Linked DNA regions of Homo sapiens: region 2 is linked to region 1. A link is an interaction called in ENCODE POLR2A ChIA-PET data of the cell type or tissue named here. Cell type or tissue: A673. All regions are shown on one strand. Links, peaks and the distances in the headings refer to the core of each region. The heading gives the core; the rest is flanking DNA.

Region 1 (2,918 bases), core at 135-2,634:
AATGAGTGCCCCAGTCCTGAAGGGGCATCTGGTGGCAAGTGCCATCATCCTCATCCACTGCACTTCAAACCTGTGTGCTCTATTGTTTGTGAGTTATATCTCAACTGAATAATCTGGGAAAAAGAATGACTCAGCCAGGCACGGTGGCTCACACCTGTAATCCCAGCACTTTGGGAGGCCGAGGCGGGTGGATCACCTGAGGTCAGGAGTTTGAGACCAGCCCAGCCAATGTGGCAAAAACCCATACCTACTAAAAGTACAAAAAAAAAACAACAAAAAAAGGCCGTGGTGGCATGCACCTCTAGTCCTAGCTACTAGGGAAACTGAGGCAGGAGAATCACTTGAACCCGGGAGGCAGAGGTTGCAGTGAGCTGAGATTGTACCACTGCACTCCAGCCTGGGCAACAGAGCAAGACTCCATCTCAAAAAAAAAAAAAATAAAGAATGGCTCCCAGATTTCTAGCCACTGCTAACAGTGAACCCTGCTCTTCTTTCTGTTCACACTCATCTCATTAAAATTCCAATTCGAGATTTGTCTTCTCATTAGAATAATAGCTCACATTCATTGAGCACCAACTATGTGTCAGGTGCTGGGCTGAGTACTTTCCATCTATTCCTTCTTCGGAGCACCACAGTAGGCTTAGGATGTAGGTCCTATTATCATCCTCATTTTCCAGGTGGGGAAACTGAGACACAAATAGTTTAGATGACTTCCACATTCACACAATGAATACACTTGGATTTGAATCCAGACACTCTGGCTCCAAAGCTCATGCTGCGACTACTTTGCTTTGCTGTAAACTCACCAGGAATGGAGGACCGTCTTATTCAGCGCTGTCTCCCAGTGCCTGGCACAGTGGCTAACACATAATAGGAGCTCCGTAAATACATGTTGAATGAATGGATGAATTCAAGGAGGACTGAATGAGGTATTGGATGAGGTCTGGAACAACACGACACAGGTGAAATTCTGCACCCACTGCCTAACACACAGTGCTCACTAAATGCAACAGCTACCAGCTGTTATTAGCTCCTTCCACTGCCCCCTCCAAATTCTCCCTGCATATCCTCGTGTTGGAGTAGAGGGAATTCTAAAGAGTTGTATTCTTTCCAGTCCTGGAAGTTCCCTCACTCTTAGTTCTATACCACGGCCAACATGGCAAAAACAGAATGCATGCTGTGGCAGAAATTGCTATTTTCCCTCAATATCCTTTCTCCCTTTCTTCCATAGCAATAGAATTTTTAGTTAGGCACATTGCCAAAGGCTAAAGACTACATTTCCCAGCCTCCCTTGCAGCTGGGTGTGACCATGTGATTAAGTTCTGACCATTGGCGTTTTTCATATTTTATGCATAAATTTGCATGTTTATCCCTGACAACATTTGCCATTTGCCTGTTGGTTTCAGAATCCCCAGGAGCTATCTCCCTCCTGCTTTAGAGTCAGGAAGGAGGATGGAGAAAATGTTGTGATATTAGGCATTGAGACAATTTTTGTGCAAGTTTCTGTCCTTTGGGTAGGTTGAAAACTGGATGCAGCTTTATTCCGTGGTGCTCCAGATATCACAAGGAGAAAGTCCCTAAGACCCAGAAGTCCAACTGAGCTGTTTTGCCAGAATGCAAGGAGATGAATTATGGTAATGATCAGGGACGGGCCTCCACAGTTTTCCTACTTTTAAACAGGGAGGCGGTCACAATTCTGTGGAATTCTAGGGGCCTATAGAAAACAGGCTGATATGAGTTAGCAAGAGCCCAGTATCACTGGGGAGACCAGGAGGCTACCAGTGAATTTCATTCAGCTCCAAGAAGAGATTCAGAGAAGGAAGTCTTAAGGTTTCAAGGAGGAAGGACCTTGGGCTACTGACCCATTTCTTCTACACCCTGGTTTACTTGCCTTTCTATCCAGCCCAGACCCCATGGTCAAGCCTGCCAGTCACTCCCTAGTGGATGCCTTCAATTTTCTGCCCATTTATCCTTCCAGTCCATTCACTCCTGGAACATAAGGACATTTTGGGTTGCAAGTGACAGACACCCCATTCAAAATAGTTTATGCAAAAATAAGTAGAATGGGCTGGCTGCGGTGGCTCATACCTACAATCCCAGCACTTTGGGAGGCCAAGGCAGGAAAATCACTTGAGGCCAGGAGTTTGAGACCAGCCTGGGCAACACAGAGATCTCATATCTACAAAAAATATAAAAGTTAGGTAGGTGTGGTAAGCGCACATCTATAGTCCTAGCCACTCGGGAGGCTGAGGTAGGAGGATCACATAAGCCCAGGTATTGGAGGTTACAGTGAGCTATGATTGTGCCACTACACCCCAGCCTGGGTGAAAGAGTGAGACCCTGACTCTAAAAATACAAATACAAATTCAAAATAAATAGCATATAATGGCCCGTAAGAGTCCAGGGGAAGCTAACATTAGGTACAACTGGACCGTGTTAGTCAGGGTTCTCCATGGAAACAGAACCAGTAGGGTATATGTGTAGATAAAGAAGAGGGGATTTATTAGGGGAATTGACTGCATTAGTCTGGTCTCACACTGCTATAAAGAAACACCTGAGACTGGGTAATTTACGAAGAAAAGAGGTTTAATTGGCTCACACTTCTGCAGCCTGTACAGGAAGCATTGCAACTTCCGCTTCTGGGGAAGCCTCAGGAAACTTACAATCATGGCTGGAGCAGGAGCAAGAGAGAGAAGGGGGAGGTCCTTCATAATTTTTTTTTTTTTTTTTGATACAGAGTCTTGCTCTGTCACCCAGGCTGGAGTGCAGTGTCATGATCTTTGCTCACTGCAACCTCCACCACCTGGGTTCAAGCAATTCTCCTGCCTCAGCCTCTCTAGTAGCTGGGATTACAGGTGCCCACCACCAAGCCCAGCTCACTTTTGTATTTTAGTGGAGACAAGGTTTCACCATGTTGG
Region 2 (2,918 bases), core at 193-2,692, 130 kb before region 1:
TGTAAAAATCCTAAATATTAGTGAATGGAATTCAGCAATAAATACAAAGAATAGTACAACACATTCAAATTGAGTTTACTTCAGGAATGCAAGTTTGGCTTAATATTTGAAAATCAATCAGTACAATTCAACTAACAGAAAAAAAGAAGAAAACTCACTGATATTTCAAAAGGAGCAGAAAAGACTTTTTTTTTTTTTTTTTTAGATGGAGCTTGTTCTGTTGCCCAGGCTAGAGTGCAGAGGTGTGATCTCAGCTAACCGCAGCCTCTGCCTCCCAGGTTCAAGCAATTCTCCCACCTCAGCGTCCTGAGTAGCTGGGATTACAGGTGTGCACCACCACGCCTGGCTAATTTTTGTATTTTTAATAGAGACAGGGTTTCGCCATGTTGGCCAGGCTGTTCCTGAACTCCTGACCTCAGGTGATCCGCCCACCTTGGCCTCTCAAAGTGGTGCAATCTTGGCTCACTGCAAGCTCTGCCTCCCAGGTTCATGCCATTCTCCTGCCTCAGCCTCCTGAGTGGCTGGGACTACAGTCGCCCGCCACCATGCCTGGCTATTTTTTTGTATTTTTAGTAGAGATGGGGTTTCTCCATGTTGGTCAGGCTGGTCTCAAACTCCTGACCTCAGGTGATCTGCCTGCCTCAGCCTCCCAAAGTGCTGAGATTACAGGCATGAGCCACCATGCCTGGCCATTTCTGTTGTTTTAAGCCACTTAGTTTGTGGTAATTCAGCCCTAGGAAATTGAAGATGCCCAGCAACCAGAACTGCTGGGGAGAGTGCAAATGTGAACAACCATTTTTCAGCACCGTTTGTTAGTATCTCCTAAAACCGAACATATGTCTGCCTTATGACTCAGCAATTCCACTCTTAGGTAACTGTCCAGTAGAGTGCCATATGTTGAGCATAGCAGCGTTATTGGCATTAGCCCCAAACTGGACACTACCCAAATGTCCATCAACAGTAGGATGGCTGAATAAGTTGGATATTTATAAAACAGAATTATACAATGAGAATGAACTATACATGGCATCATGAACAACTCTCACAAAAATAATGTTGAGTAAAGGAAGCCAGACACTCAACCGCGTATATACCGCTTACATACTACGTGATTCAGTTTTTAGAAAATTCTAGCCAAAGTAAAATTAATCTTTGGAAACAGGATAATGACTACTTTTAAGAGAGGGCAGTTGGTGGGCTTGGTACAGCTGAGGTGGGAGGACTGCTTGAGACCAGCCTGGACAACATAGTGAGACCTCGTTTGTAATTTAAGAATATACATTTTTTTCTTTTTTTTTTTTGAGATGGAGTCTTGCTCTGTCACCCAGGCTGGAGTGCAATGGCACAATCTCGGCTCACTGCAACCTCCACCTCCTGGGTTCAAGCAGTTCTCCTGCCTCAGCCTTCTGAGTAGCTGGGATTACATGTGTGCCACCACACCACCCGGCTAATTTTTGTATTTTTAGTAGAGACGAGGTTTCACCATGTTGGCTAGGTTGGTCTCGAACTCCTGACCTCAAGTGATCCACCCACCTTGGCCTCCCAAAGTGCTGGGATTGCAGGTGTGAGCCACCGTGCCCAGCCAAATTTTAAAAATTAAAAAAGGAGAAAGAGAGGGTAGTGATTGGAGGGGGGCATAAAAGGGACTCCTGCTAGTAATTTTCAATTGTTTAATCTGAGTGCCGGTTATATGAGTATGTTTACTTTGTTAAAATCCATCAGTTTTGATTTGTACAAGTTTCTAGATGTGTTTATATTTAACAGTAAATTTTCTTAAAAAAAAAAAAAAGACAAAATGATTTAACTTACTGGGACTTCTTGGCCCTTGACATCTTGCAGACTTCTCCCTAGTAGCTGCTGGTTCACCATCCTAATGTGGGATTCATCCACAAAGGACACATACTTTAATGTCTAGGAAAAGATGGTTTGAAAGTTTACCCATTTTTGTACAGAATTATCAAGAATTGCCTATCTAAAGGCAACTGTAATTCCTATTTGCCAAATGATAGACTATTGAACAAGCTGGCTCAAAACTCTCATTAACCAAGAATTAATGATTTCTGAGTCTAAAGATAAATCAGAAATGGAACCCCATGCTTTTTTTTTTTTTTTTTTTTGAGTTGGAGTTCACTCTTGTTGCCAGGCTGGAGTGCAATGGCATGATCTTGGCTCACTGCAACCTCCGCCTCCCAGGTTCAAATGATTCTCCTGCCTCAGCCTCCTGAGTAGCTGGGATTACAGGCATGCACCATCATGCCCAGCTAATTTTGTATTTTTAGTAGAGACGGGGTTTCTCCATGTTGGTCAGGCTGGTCTTGAACTCCTGACCTCAGTTGATCCGCCCGCCTTGGCCTACCAAAGTGCTGGGATTACAGGAGTGAGCCACCACGCCAGGCGGAACCCCATGCATCTTAACTTGTAAATTCAACACAGCCACAGCTTACTGCTTAATGTTTTTACATTGGACCCCCCAGTTGCTGCATAAAATTTCTTTGTTGTATTCTGTCAATTTCAGTAACTCTAGATTCAGTATCTCCAGAAATTTGTACTATTGCAACTTAAATTATTTACATGTTTGTTAAATTTCATCTCATCTTGGGCCATGAAGTGGTGATTAGTTTTAGCTGCAAAGATGAACTTTTATTTCAAATTGTGAATGCATATACAATGGACAGTGAATTATGCATCAGCTGCTGGAACAGGACAATCATGTTCTTGGATGAGGGAAAGACAAAGAAATCGTCTTTGTTTTTTTTTTTTTTTTGAGACGGAGTTTCGCTCTTGTTGCCCAGGCTGGAGTGCAATGGCGCAATCCTGGCTCACCACAACCTCCACCTCCTGGGTTCAAGCGATTCTCCTGCCTCAGCCTCTAGAGAAGCTGGGATTACAGGCATGCGCCACCATGCCTGGCTAATTTT

What was found. ChIA-PET counts read pairs that join two places held together with the same protein. Peaks named below come from ENCODE experiments on the same cell type or tissue, not always from the same donor. Only the 100,000 strongest peaks of a DNase experiment are listed, where the experiment ranks them.
Region 2: POLR2A ChIA-PET joins it to region 1 with 13 read pairs; 2 of 35 experiments call an interaction of 5 or more read pairs at or near these places.

Annotation. Positions count from the first base shown.
Region 1 is chr12:121,049,304-121,052,221 of GRCh38, reverse strand. No RefSeq gene overlaps it. Among named protein-coding and RNA genes, the nearest start is that of OASL, 12 kb to the right of the region's middle. In A673, for the core only: no CTCF peak of the experiment used is centred there; a DNase peak (open chromatin) is centred at 1,291.
Region 2 is chr12:121,179,347-121,182,264 of GRCh38, reverse strand. P2RX7 (purinergic receptor P2X 7) reads right to left here. Exons shown (of 13, transcript NM_002562.6): 12 at 1,810-1,911. The region is part of intron 2 of LOC105370032 (a long non-coding RNA gene); the gene reads left to right. Among named protein-coding and RNA genes, the nearest start is that of P2RX4, 29 kb to the left of the region's middle. In A673, for the core only: no CTCF peak of the experiment used is centred there; no DNase peak of the experiment used is centred there.